2 separate regions of the Homo sapiens genome follow, and region 2 is linked to region 1. The links are chromatin contacts, found by Hi-C or POLR2A ChIA-PET in ENCODE. All regions are on one chromosome and are shown on one strand. Each heading gives the region's core, a stretch centred on a gene start or an enhancer-like site at or near the end of the contact. The rest is flanking DNA. Distances are from core to core; before and after follow the strand shown. Region 1 overlaps NRXN2 (neurexin 2). Region 2 holds the start of PPP2R5B (protein phosphatase 2 regulatory subunit B'beta).

Region 1 (6,678 bases), core at 1,432-3,931:
TGAATCCTGAGGTCTGGATTTGATAGTTTGGGAATAGAGAGGAAAGAGGTCAGAAATCCTGGGCTCTCATTCAGCCTTTATCCTTTTCCAGAACAATCCCATTTTACCTCTGACTCTCATCTGTGACAGGAGTTTAACAACTGTCGCTCCCATTTCTTCCAGGCTTACTCTGAGCACCAAATGAGAAAACTGAAGTGAAACTCCTCGATATCTGGCTATCTGACCCTAGGCAAGGTGCTTTCTCTGGGCTTCAGCTTTCCCCATCTGTTAACTGGAAACAATCTCTGCCTGCTACTTGCAGTCCAGGCATTCAAGTTTAAATGATATTCAAAAGGGGAAAGCTATTCAAAGAGTCCCAGTGTGTGTACAAAGAACTATCATTATTTGTACAAGCAAACTCCATCAGCCTGATCACACCTAATCCGAACTTCTCAACCTTCTCAAGGTTGGCCTTTTTGCTTTATATCCACCCTCTCCCCCAAGAAGAAGTGCTCAAACAACATGAAAATAGTCCATATAAATGAGTTAGTAAAAATAAATTGGAAACTAACCAAAACCTGTCTGGGGGATGCCTTGGGAATCAGAACACATTGAACCCTGTTACAAGGCCTCTGACTCTGGTCTTGGCTGAAAGAGCTGATTCCTAGTACAGATTTATGAAGGTCTATGAGGCCACCAAAAGGCAACCAGGTCTGTTTATCAGTCAGTATTGCTCATGCAGGAAAGTGCAGACTTTAGAGACTCAGAATTTAGCAGATACTTTCCTTTCCAGGACTGAAACAAGACAGTATTGTTTACTTTTTTTTGTTTTGTTTGTGTGTGTGTGTGTTTGTTTTAGAGATAGGGTGTTTGTTTGTTTGTTTGTTTTAGAGATGGTGCCTTGCTGGGGCACGATGGCTCATGCCTGTAATCCTAACACTTTGGGAAGCCAAGGTGGGTGGAATGCCTGAGCTCAGCAGTTCGAGACCAGCCTGGCAACACGGTGAAACCCTGTCTCTACTAAAATACAAAAAATTAGCCAGGAGTGGTGGCATGCACCTGTAGTCTAAGCTACTCAGGAGGCTGAGGCATAAGAATTGCTTTAACCCTGGAGGCAGAGGTTGCAGTGAGCCGAGATCGCGCCACTTCACTCCAGCCTAGGCAACACAGCAAGACTCTGTCTCCAAAAAAAAAAAAAAAAAGCAGGCGGTGGGGAGGTCTTGCCATGTCACCCAGGCTAGTCTTGAACTCCTGGGCTCATGCACTCTTCCCATCTCAGCCTTGAGTAGCTGAAATTACTGGTGCATAGCTGGTTGTTGGCTTCTTCCTTTTTTTGTTTGTTTTGTTTTGTTTGGAGATGGAGTTTCACTCTTGTTGCCCAGGCTGGAGTGCAGAGGCGTAATCTCAGCTCACTGCAACCTCCGCTTCCCAGGTTCAAGCAATCCTCCTGCCTTAGCCTCCCGAGTAGCTGGGATTACAGATGGCCACCACCACACCCAGCTATTTTTTTGTATTTTTAGTAGAGACAGGTTTTCACCATGTTGGCCAGGCTGGCCTTGAACTCCTGGACTCAGGTGATCCACCCACTTCAGCCTCCCAAAGTGCTGGGATTACAGGCATGAGCCCAGCAGGTTGTTTGCTTCTTAACCAGCTTAACCACCTCAGCCTCAAGTAGCTGGGATTACAGGTGCCTAGCTGGTTGTTGCTTCTTAACCAATTTAATCAAGTCATTCATTTTTCTTCCTCTTCTCCAGCCCAATTCCTGAAGCATTCTAGGGTTTCATACAGTTATTTTGGGACTGATTCTTAAGAAGAGATGGTAATAGGATCTCCAGTGGGCCAGAGATGCTGTGTTCTCCAGGGTTTGCTAGGGAAGAGAATCATTTCTTTACAAAACATCCCTGCCCTGGAAACACTGAGATAACCAGTTAACATTTTATAAAGCTTAGTAACATTACAATTTCCTTTACAGAGTACAAATGTTTTCACTTCTATTACTCTACCTGATCTTCACACTGACCCCATGTAGTAGGCAATGCAGGTATACTACCACTATTAGCCCATTTGGTAGATAAGGGAACTGAGCTTTAGTAGACTCAGCCCATGTGGTCAATTTTTAACCAAATTGAGGCTAGATGGAAAGTCTGCTGGGTCCTAATTCTAGGATGGTATTCCCCAGAGGCTTGGGGTGTACCACATGGCTTGATCTTGCCTCCCTTCTGTCCCTAAAGTCACAGGTTGGTTATCTAGTGAAGCACCGTAAAGAAAGTTCCAATTGGCCAGCTCCTGACAGGTACTCAATGGCTTGGCCTGAGCCGGGCAGGTAGCAGCTAACTCCTAGAAGCAGCAGCTGGAGGAACAAGAAACCTGGCACTGTATGCCCCATTGGAACACCAAGACCACTGGGAGTGGCCACCTGAGGTCTTAAATTGGGGAGGGCTGGAATGGCTTTGGCCATGGGCACTAGTCTATATGGGTGCAGGAAAACATGGATCTGCAAAAGTATCAGGAAAAGCCAGATGTAGCCTCAGAGGTAGAGCCTCCTAGGGAAGTGGGAGAGACACTCAGATTGGGAGCCCCAACTGTCACGCTTCCCTCCTCACCAGCCAGCCATACAAACCTGGGAGGCTGGGCAGGCCAGGCAGCTGCCCCACGGGAGCAGACACGTCCATCTGCAGGGTCCCCAGCCTGGTGTTCAGTCACTCTGCATTATTAATAGGCGATGACTAACCGGCTGCTGCTGCAGAGCCAGGACTGGGCAGGCACGAGGGAATCCCAGGGGATCACACGCAGCAGGGCCTGCGCACACACACTCTGAGGCAAGGCAAGGAGCAAAGGGCTAGCCCCAGCTCCTTCCCTGTTCCTGACTGCCATGGCACTGCAACTGAAGGGCCAGTCTCCACAGTCCACCTCCACACAGAGTCCTCACCAGGCTCAAAAACCCACATAGTCACGCAGCCCCCAGCTCACACCAGCTCACACGTGGAGAGTCACCAGCAGAGCCTCGCACACACAGTACAGCTTCCCACTAACACCCCGAAATGTCACGCCAACATTTACACACAGTCACACCCACACACCAACACACACCAGCTGCATTTACACAGACACCCACACCAACACTCACCAGGACTGAGCCTAACCCAAACAGAGGAGCTCGGTGACAAGGACAACCAATGCTGCCCCTTCCCACCCCTGCAGGCCTCCTCCTCTCGCTCCCCTCAACAGGGAAGGAAACCAGCCCCTGTCAGAGGCCATGCGGGGCAGGCAGCGGGCAGAGAGGGCAGGGGGTGACGGGAAGGAAGACAGTGTGAAACACAGTGTTAGTCAGAGCAGCGGAGCAGTTGGGGGAACTGGACGCTATCCCTGGTCAGGGGAAAAGACCATTCATGCCATGCAAAATGTGGGGGACATGGAACCAGGAACCCTCAAGGCTGAGAAGTGAGGGAGGGGATGGCACCTTTCCCAGAGCAGCCAGCATGGGGCAGCCCCCAAACTGCTATGAACTGATGATTTGCATGAGGTCTGGACTGATCTCAGGCAGCTCCGCATCTCCCAAGGCCATGCCCTCCACCCCTGGGAACCCACCCCACTGGCTGCCACTGGAGGTCTCACCCCCAGACCCCTCCTCAAACTTGAGCGGCCCTGTCCAGGGAGCTGACAGTGAGCAGAGCATAGCATGTCATGGGATGGTGTTTTCCATGGATTTTCAGGAGACCAAGAAACTAAATCAAAGAGAAAAAACAAGGGAGGGGAGGGAAAAGAACAAAATAAAGCAATAGAAATAAGCAGCCTGGCATCGGGGCTGGTCTAACCAGAGCCGATGAACATGGGGCCTGCCCCCAGGTCTCTCTGGCCAGGAATCTGAATTCAGGAGTTAGGGATTACAGCAGGGACAAGCCAAATTCCTCGATTTCCATTTGTCTTTTGTATTTCAGTTTGGACCAAAAAAGAAAGAAAAGGGAAAGAGGGAAACTAAAAGAGAAGCAAAATCTAAAGATTGTCCAGGACGCAAAAAACAATTGGAAGAGCAAAACAACCAAAAAACCAAACAGGGAGAGGAAACAAAAGAGGGAGAATCGAACAGTTAAAAAAACCCACGGCAAACCAAACGGTAAGACAATTAGAGTGATATCTACCAGATAATGCAGTTTGTTTACCATAGCGTGTCCAATCCCTGCGTGCTTCACCGGAGATATGGGGGGATGGGGAGGAGGGGGGTGTCAAAAAACAACAACAAACACAACAACAAAAGAACAGAATGAAAAGAAAAGAAAAATAAAATGACCAACTGTGAAACTCAAGGAACGAGGAAAAAATATATATCCATATATATTTGGTTGTTTGTTCCAACCCTCCCACCTTAGGTTCAGCAAAAGTATTTGTTTAAAGAAAATTAAATTATAATGGGGGGAGGAGAAATAAAACACACAGAAAAATTAAGTCCTTTCTTCTCCCCATCCCTACCCCGCCCCTCCTCTGGATTCCTCTTCCCCACCATCCCCTCCCCGAAGAAGAGCCGTCTGCAGAGAAGGGGAACAGTTAGAGACCTTGGTTAGTAGAGAAGAAAACAACAAAAGAACTGGACCAAGAAACCAAAGACTTAAAGATGGCTGACATTCCGCAGATGAGACAGAAAGGTTAGTTCGGTTTTTCACTCATACCTTGCCCCACCTGTCCCTGCCCATCCCTTGGTCCCCTGGGTTATAAGCGTGTTAGTAACACACACAGAGTCGGCAACGGGGTTTTCCAACAGAGGGTGAGAGAGGGAAGGCAGGGGATTAAGAAGCAGACCCAATTATGCAGTATTAGTAAGTCCTATCAGCTGAAATGTTAGAGAGTGGAGGGGAAGGAAGGGAGGGAACAAGGGCTGTGAGGAGGGATGGGCTATTGGTTGGAGCCATGGACTTATGGGTTTGTTGGCTAACTGATCAACCAGATGGCTTTCCAGAGAACTGGCTAAAGAGCAAGTTGGTGCTGGCCAACTGGCTGACCAGTGGCCATGCCGGGTTAATGGATTAACCAGTTGGTGATGGGCCAGCTGGCTATCAGGCTGGGAGAAGAGTGGGCATAACCCCTAGAGAATCAAAGGACTGGCAAGAATGAGAGCCAATTTCATTTGGAGGCAAAAGGAAGGGGTTCCCAAGGAGCATAGGAGGGGTCATGGATGCCTGCTTTTCCTGGGGATGGAGAACACGCAAATCGATCCAGGGAGTCACTGAGGAGAGGGGCAGCTCCTCTGTTTTTGTTTTTGTTTTTGTTTTCTTCTCATCCTTAAGAAAGGAAGAGAGAGTGAGTCGCCACCAGAACAGGGAAAAGGAAATGTTGCCCTCCACGGACTGGCAGATGGCTCACACATTATATCAAATTATTCCAGACCCTCTTCCCTCTCCTCCCCATCTCCCACCCATAGCTGACTCCTCCCACGTGTCCACCTTGAATTTTCAGAACTTTCCCCAAAAGTTCTCCAGGCTCTTCAATCACCCCAACCCCATTCTCTCACTCTCTGGGCTGCTGTCCCTCCCAGAATCAAGTGCCCACCACCACCACCCCTACCAGTCTCTAGAATTGGTAAGGCCATCCCAGCAGCACAGCCTCCTTTCATGTACACCCATAAACCCCTGAGTCTCCACTTCCCACAGCCAGCACCAGAAATTCACTCCCCTACACCCATAAAAAGGAACCTCTAAAATCCCTGACTTTTCCCTAAGCTATAAGCCCAATCTTTCTACTCCAATCTCTAGTGTCCCCACTCTCATGTGGTTCTAAGTTCATTTTCTCTTCTCATTGCCACAGACAGCAGCAACAACCACCTTCCAAATTACCCCTGTCTTTGGGGAGGACATGTCAGAGGCACTGAGGCAGCTTTAATTAAGAGTATTAGAGATGGAGGGACATTATTGCTTGATGCCTGTTAAATACTAAACTGCACCCCCGAGAGTGTGATTGTGAGAAGGAGAGGTATTCTAGGGACAGATCCATTAGTTAGAGAGCTGTTATAACCAGTGGGCACAGGACTAATTCAGTAAGATGATGAATAAGGGCCTCATATAATTAAAAATAACAGAATTCAATATTTAGCAGCCGGAAGAAGTGCTGAATAACCAATATTAATTATTAGTGATGCAGAAGCAGTTTACATAGCAAGAGAAGAGTCTAATTGCAGGTGCAGTGATGGGAGTCAGGGGATAGCGTGTGGTAAGAGGATTAGTACTGGTGGCTGGTAGGACTGTCATGAAATGAAGAGGCCAACTAGTCAGAACAAGGAACAATTAGCTTCAGGCCAGCTAAACAACCAGGCCCAGAACGGTAAGTGTTGTCTGGTATCACTGCACTAGTCGAACAAGGCAGGAAGAAAAAGGCATTGGAGGTAAAAATCCAATTACTACTCTTTGAGTTAGAACTGGTTATGGAGAATAAAATAAGATTCAAAAGTTTTCAACTTTATGAACAAGATTCCATTTTTAAGAAGTAGAACAGCAAATTAAGAATCAGGATTGAGGGCCAGGCGTGGTGGGTCACACCTGTAATCCCAGCACTTTGGGAGGCCGAGGCAGGCGGATCATGAGGTCAGGAGATTGAGACCATCCTGGCTAACACGGTGAAACCCCATCTCTACTAAAAATACAAAAAATTAGCCAGGCGTGGTGGCGGGCGCCCGTAGTCCCAGCTACTTGGGAGGCTGAGGCAGGAGAATGG
Region 2 (6,583 bases), core at 957-3,456, 250 kb after region 1:
GTCTCAAAAAACAAACAAACAAAAAATGTTCAATCTTGCATCCTCCAAGTGACACTGTGCCTATTTTGAGACCCAGTTCAAATGCCACCACTTCAGAAGTCTTTTTTTTCAGCCGGGCACAGTGGCTCACGCCTGTAATCCCAGCACTTTGGGAGGCCGAGGTGGGCGGATCACGAGGTCAGGAGATCGAGACCATCCTGGCTAACACGGTGAAACCCCGTCTCTACTAAAAATACAAAAAAACTAGCTGGGCTTGGTGGTGGGCGCCTGAAGTCCCAGCTATTCGGGAGGCTGAGGCAGGAGAATGGTGTGAACCCAGGAGGCGGAGCTTGCAGTGAGCCGAGTTTGTGCCACTGCACTCCAGCCTGGGCAACAGAGCGAGACTCCATCTCAAAAAAAAAAAAAAGTTTTTTTTTTCTTCCAAGAGTCTTATCCCTCTCCTCTACTCTTCAGTGCCCCATTTCTCAAATGGAACATCTCTGTTTTTTGTTTTGTTTTTGAGACAGGGTCTCTGTCACCCAGGCTGGAATGCGACAGCACAATCACAGCTTACTGCAGCCTCTAACTCCTGGGCTTATGTGATCTTCCCACCTCAGCCTCCCAAAGTATTGAGATTACAGGTATGAGCCATCACACCTGGCCTTAGCACTTCCTTTATATAAAACACCAGTCCTCTGTGGTCAGTCTAGCCTTGAGACCAGGGCACTGGTACCCAGGGGGCTTGTGGAGATGGGCTGTAGCCAGCTGGGAGGTGGAAGCCTGGCCCCTGGCCCCAACTTTTGATGACACGCTGTGTGACACTGGGCAAGGCGCTTCTCCTCTCTAGGCCTTGGGGTCCTTGCCTGGCTGCAGAGGCTCTGTGGGCCTGCCCTCCCTCAGCTTGTTCAGGGATGCAGAAGAGCCTGGGAGGTGGGCAAGGAGGGAGATCATGGATTCCCATTGGACAGACAGGGACACCAAGGGCCGGATGGGCAAGGCCTGCCGGAGGTTCCTGAGCAAGCAGAGCACTTGCTGGGTCTCCAGTGCCGGAGTCCTGGACCCCAGCCTGGTGAACTGCGGCCCTCGGTGCAGGCCTCTGCCTTCTGTTGCTTTGGTAGGCGGACACCTCTTGCGCACCCAGGCTTCCTCTGCAACCGGGAGGATGGCTGGGTGGTTCCGCTGGAGCACTGAGTGGTCACCAAGACCCAAAGCAAGATGGGGCAGACTCTGAAAAGGCCCCTAGTCCCCTCCCCGACCTCATTATCTGGTCTCATCACCCTTTCCTACTGCTCACCATGGACCAGCTGCTCATCCAGGCAACATTTCAGGGTGGAGATTTCACAGCAGTGTAGCGGGATGGAGTTCAGGGCTATAAAGAGTGTTGGGGTCCAGGATCCTAGGACGGGGGCCCAGGACTGCAGGCTGGGAACTTTTGGTTAGCATGCCAAACTCCTGGACTCCCACCTGTGCCTTGCATGCCAGCAGCAGGATTTTGAGCAAGAGACACTGACCCACCCAGCACATCTTAGGGTCCAGGGGGGCTGAAAGGTCCATCCGGGAAGGCCAGGCTGCCTGGGATGAGGTGGCAGCTCAAGGAGAAAACCTCCTCCTCTCGGGCTTTGCCACTCCAAGACTGGCCCTTTAAACTGGAGACCATGATGTCACCATAGACAGCAAGGGACGGGAGGGGGACTGCAGGCCTGAGGATGGACTGCATCTCCCAGCAGGCTTGGGTGCACCACACCCCTCCCAGCAAGCACTGACTCATCGCAGACTTTTAACTAGTCCAGTGCTGGTTTCCAAGGGGTTTCTGAAGTGTCTGGTGGTTCTGGGGTAAGGGTGAGGTTCCTGGGGGGATGGCCTAGGGCATAGAAGGCCCAGGCCAAATCTGTGGGCCTAGCGTAGCTTGCTGCGACTCCTTCCTGTCAGTGTCCTGGCATCACCCTACTTTCCTGGTGCAAACTCCTAAGCCCTCCTCTTTCCCTATGCAGCCTCCCTTCTAGAATCCAGGCTTCCCGCCCCCGGCTAGAGCCCATCCCACTCTGCTCTCTGGCTTCAAAAGCTTCGGCCTTCACCCCCGAGTCTGCCCTCAGGGGTGTCCCCTTTGGTCTGGCAGCTCACTTTAAACGGCGCGGGGACTACATCTCCCAGCGGCCCCGGGCCTTCCTGACGCAGCCCCCCCTTTCAGCCCGCGGGGAGGTGCGGGCCGGGTGGGGGGAGGTGACTTGATGTCATCCTGAGCAGCTGGGCGGCGGGTGCCGGTGCGCACGGAGCCGAGCCGGGGCTCCCGTTGCGCTGCACCGCGTTGGGTCGGAGTCCCAGGACTTCAGCGGAGATCCGCGCGCTGCGACGGCCGGTGCAGAGCCCGCCGAGCGCCCAGTCCCGGCCCGGGGCTGAGTTGGGGGCATGCTCTAGCCGCCCCCCCGGAGCCCGGGAGAGAACCCAGGAGCGCCGCCGCCCAGCCCCAGCGCCCCGAGCGGAACCGCTGCGAAGGGGCCCTGAACGGCCGTCGCCCTCCCTACGGGCAGCCCCCGGGGGTTGGCGACCGAAGTCTAGGTTTTCGAGAAGTGAGTGTCCCCCACCCCATGAGGTTTGGGGGGCCAGGAAGGAGGAGCTGAGGTGGGGGAGGGTGCCAGGTTCTAGGAGCGGGGTGGCATCGGGACAGCACCTCCAGTCTTGGGGTTGTCCCAAGTGGCCGGGATTAGTGGAGCAGCGATGCGTTCCATTCTGAAAGGGGCAGGGATGACGATCGGGGCTCCATTCTGAGTCGGGGCTGGCTTGGGGGATAGGCCCTATTCTGGGAGGGGTTGTTTTGGAGGCTTTCTGTCTGAGAGAAGGGAGGGACATGTCCAGGATGGGAGGGGGCTGCACCCCTATTTTAGGGTCTGGGCAAGGATAGGAGGGAAAAGACCTGGGCACTCCACGCAGCCTCCCGGCTCTCCTGAGGAACTGATGGGCTTTCTCTGTCTCTTTCTTGCTGATCTTTCTGCCTGACTTCGTTTTCAAAAGAGCCAGGGTGGGAACCCTAACTGGACTCTTCGGGACCCCCAGGAAGGATCTGAGGCCTGAGCCATCCTCCTTTCTACCCTGTCTGCCCCCCAGGACTGGGCAGTTGCAGGAGGCCCTGGGGGGGGGCCCAGGACTGTGGTTGTGCCCCCCCCCCAAAGGCCGGACAGGATGGGACCAAGTTAGTCTGTCCAGTCTCACCCAGCACCTCCCAGGCCCAGAGAGAACCCCCGGGGCTCTGAAAGCTTGCCCTGCCGCCTGACCGCCATGGAGACGAAGCTGCCCCCTGCAAGCACCCCCACTAGCCCCTCCTCCCCCGGGCTGTCGCCTGTGCCCCCACCCGACAAGGTGGACGGCTTCTCCCGCCGTTCCCTCCGCAGAGCCCGGCCCCGCCGCTCCCACAGCTCCTCTCAGTTCCGCTATCAGAGCAACCAGCAAGAGCTCACACCGCTGCCCCTGCTCAAAGGTGAGCTGGCTGCTGGCCACTGGGGGAACCGAACCCCCGAGGGGACCAGCAGGGCCATGGGGAGGGGTGGGAGGCAGCGGGCAGCTGCCAAGAGAGAGAGTTTGGATACCCCTCCAGGCTAGGTTCTCCGCCATCAGAACTGACCCCAGCCCTCCAGCCCTCTCTGCTGACACATGGCCTGACTGGCCTGTCATCCTTAGAGGTGGGACATCCGAAGGTGGTGCCACCCTAGGGGCAGACCAAGGCCAAGGGTGGGGCCCATAGCCTGGGTTCCAGGGGGCCACTATCAGCCCAGCCAGCTGCCAGATCCCTGGAGCAGGCGCTTGGCAGGGTTCCCTGGGATCACCACATAGGTCCCTTCCCCAGCCTTGGGCCATAGGGCCAGACTGGCCAAGCCTGAGGACACCGTAGAGATCCTTGGCCCTGAACCCCTCCCCATTTCTGGCCCTTAGAACAGGGTGCCACCTGAGAGGGAGGCAGCAGCTGTTTGGGGCACCTGTGGAAAGCTGCTGCATCCAGGATTTGTGATCTTGCTTTAAAACTCAGGCCATCATACTCTCTGAGCCTGGATTAGGAGGAAGAAAAGCAACCCTCAACCCCCAGGAATGGAGGAAGGGACAGTAGTTGTTTGCTGTCTGCAAGGAGCAGGAGATGGCACAAGAGCATGGGGCCTGGGGGCAGCAGAGGCAGCCGTGGAGATTAGGAGGGTCTGCCCCACCCACAGCTGGGGCAGCTGGGGGAGCTGGGGCCCAGGCCCAGGATGCCCTCTCCTCCCCAGATGTGCCGGCTTCCGAGCTGCACGAGCTGCTGAGCCGGAAGCTGGCCCAGTGTGGGGTGATGTTTGACTTCTTGGACTGTGTGGCCGACCTCAAGGGGAAGGAGGTGAAGCGGGCAGCCCTCAACGAGCTGGTGGAGTGTGTGGGGAGCACCCGGGGTGTCCTCATCGAGCCCGTCTACCCAGACATCATCCGCATGGTGAGCACCTGCCACCCAGGCTCCGAGGGCCGGCCGAGAGGGCGTGTGAGCCCCGTTTCCTGTCCGCAGGACCCCTGCGTGGAGAATAACCCTGTACTCATCGGCTTGGCCTCAGTCCACGTCTTCCTTCCCCCCGACCTGCTGCTGCCCAACACCCACTGAATGCCTCCGGGCCTGCCCCACGTCCACACCTTTGCTTATGCTTGCCTGAGACCTGGAGTGCCCTGCCCCACACCCCATACCATCCATGGCCTGGCTCAGGTGCCGCCTCTGCCAAGAAGCCGCTGTCAATAACCAAGCTGGAAATCTCCCTTTTCCTGCCCGTAGACCTCACAGCTTCTAGCCTTGTTCTCCCCACTGGATTGCACCTGCCTAGAAGGCAGGGATGTGTCCCATTCACCCCTGGGTTCCCAGCCCCTGGCCCAGGGCTTGCACGAACTAGGCGTTCAGGTGATGATTGCCCAAGGAATGAACTGCTTGCTGGGGCAGATGCTGAAATCAACCCATTAGAACTTTGAATGAGGGCCGGGAGCAGCAGCTCTCATCTGTAATCCCAGCACTTTGGGCCAAGGCGAGAGGATCACTTGAGGCAAGGGGTTCAAGACCAGCCTGACAGTGAGACCGCATCACTACAAAAATTTAAAAATTTGCCGGGCATAGTGGTGTGCTACTGTAGTCCAGCTACTCAGAAGGCTGAGGTGGGAGGATCGCTTGAGCCTGCCTGGGAGGTTGAGGTTGCAGTGAGTCGAGATTGTACCACTGCGCTCCAGCTTGGGCAACAGAGCGAGACCCTGTCTTGGGAAAGAAAAAAAAAAAAAAAGCTTTGAATGAGAGACTCCCTGGCTTCTGTCTTCAAGGGCTTTTCCTTAATGAACCCCAACTCTGCCACTCAGATCTCAGTGAATATCTTCCGGACTCTGCCGCCCAGTGAGAACCCTGAATTTGACCCTGAAGAGGATGAGCCCAATCTTGAGCCTTCGTGGCCACACCTGCAGGTCTGAAGGGTTGGGGAAGACAGAGATCCAAGTTTCAGAAGAGATCCAAGGCATGGGGAGAGGGCCTCCTTAGCCCCTAGACAGTTGGATGAGGGCCATAGGGTGGAATGAGTGGGTGAGGCTGTTACTGAACTCACCTTTTTGTCTGTCCCCCTCCCCCAGCTGGTATATGAGTTTTTCCTGCGTTTCTTGGAGAGCCCAGACTTCCAGCCCTCCGTGGCCAAGAGATATGTGGATCAAAAGTTTGTCCTGATGGTGAAGTGGGGAGCCCAGGCTGGGTGGTACCACAAGGCAGGGGCAGGCTCTCTGAGGGGCCAGGGATAGGATGGAAGCAACCTGGGGTGGACCTTTCCCCTGACCCTGACCCTGACCCTGACTCTGGTTCCCACAGCTCCTGGAGCTATTTGATAGTGAGGATCCCCGGGAGCGTGAGTACCTCAAGACCATCCTGCACCGGGTCTATGGCAAGTTCCTGGGTCTCCGGGCCTACATCCGCAAACAGTGCAACCACATCTTCCTCCGGTGAGTGGCTGCTGCCTGCCCAGCAGAGACCTGGGGAGGGTGAGAGGGCTGTTAGAAGACTGCGGCAAAGGCCATGTGCGGTGGCTCACACCTGTAATCCCAGCACTTTGGGAGGCCGAGGTGGGTGGATCACCTAAGGTGAGGAGTTTGAGACCAACCTGGCCAACATGGTGAAACCCCGTCTCTAATAAAAATACAAACATTAGCCAGGCATGGTGGTGGGCACCTGTAATTCCAGCTACTTGGGACGCTGAGACAAGAATTACTTGAACCCAGGTGAAACCCCGTCTCTACTAAAAATACAAAAAATTAGCCGGGCGCGGTGGCGGGCGCCTGTAGTCCCAGCTACTCGGGAGGCTGAGGCAGGAGAATGGCGTGAACCCGGGAAGCGGAGCTTGCAGTGAGCCGAGACTGCGCCACTGCAGTCCGCAGTCCGGCCTGGGCGACAGAGCGAGACGGATGAACCCAGGAGGTGGAGTTTACAGTGAGCCGAGATCATGCCACTGCACTCCAGCCTGGGCAACGGGGAGACTGTGTCTCAAAAAAAAAAAGAAAAGAAAACAAAAAAAAAGAAGACTGCAGCAAAGGCTCCTGGGCTGCAGGGGCCCTTGTAGAACTTCTGTTTTCCAAGCCCTTTCTC

Evidence for each region. Hi-C counts contacts between places; a loop is a spot of excess contacts on that map. ChIA-PET counts read pairs that join two places held with the same protein, here RNA polymerase II (POLR2A). Pooled maps may share reads with other maps.
Region 2: a loop to region 1 is called in a pooled map, with 2.6 times the contacts of the local background. The contact joins the promoter of PPP2R5B here to the enhancer-like site in region 1. A Hi-C loop is called at or near these places in 1 of 168 maps with a recorded cell type or tissue (CD4-positive, alpha-beta T cell), 1 of 37 single-sample maps with no recorded cell type and 9 of 50 pooled maps. POLR2A ChIA-PET finds 5 or more read pairs at or near these places in 2 of 52 experiments (GM12878 and activated CD4-positive, alpha-beta T cell).

What each region holds. Positions count from the first base shown.
Region 1 is chr11:64,672,875-64,679,552 of GRCh38, forward strand. It overlaps NRXN2 (neurexin 2), which reads right to left. Exons shown (of 23, transcript NM_015080.4): 7 at 4,119-4,163. Among named protein-coding and RNA genes, the nearest start is that of NRXN2-AS1, 32 kb to the left of the region's middle. Within about 2 kb of position 2,682, at least 7 of the 41 ENCODE cell types and tissues checked have a DNase peak (open chromatin) inside an H3K27ac peak, as active enhancers do.
Region 2 is chr11:64,922,483-64,929,065 of GRCh38, forward strand. It overlaps PPP2R5B (protein phosphatase 2 regulatory subunit B'beta), which reads left to right and starts at 2,207. Exons shown (of 14, transcript NM_006244.4): 1 at 2,207-2,546; 2 at 2,989-3,451; 3 at 4,230-4,426; 4 at 5,320-5,421; 5 at 5,584-5,676; 6 at 5,813-5,943. The coding sequence starts at 3,253. RefSeq lists enhancers at 1,168-1,965, 1,586-1,655, 1,796-1,965, 4,914-6,113 and silencers at 2,076-2,295, 2,396-2,505.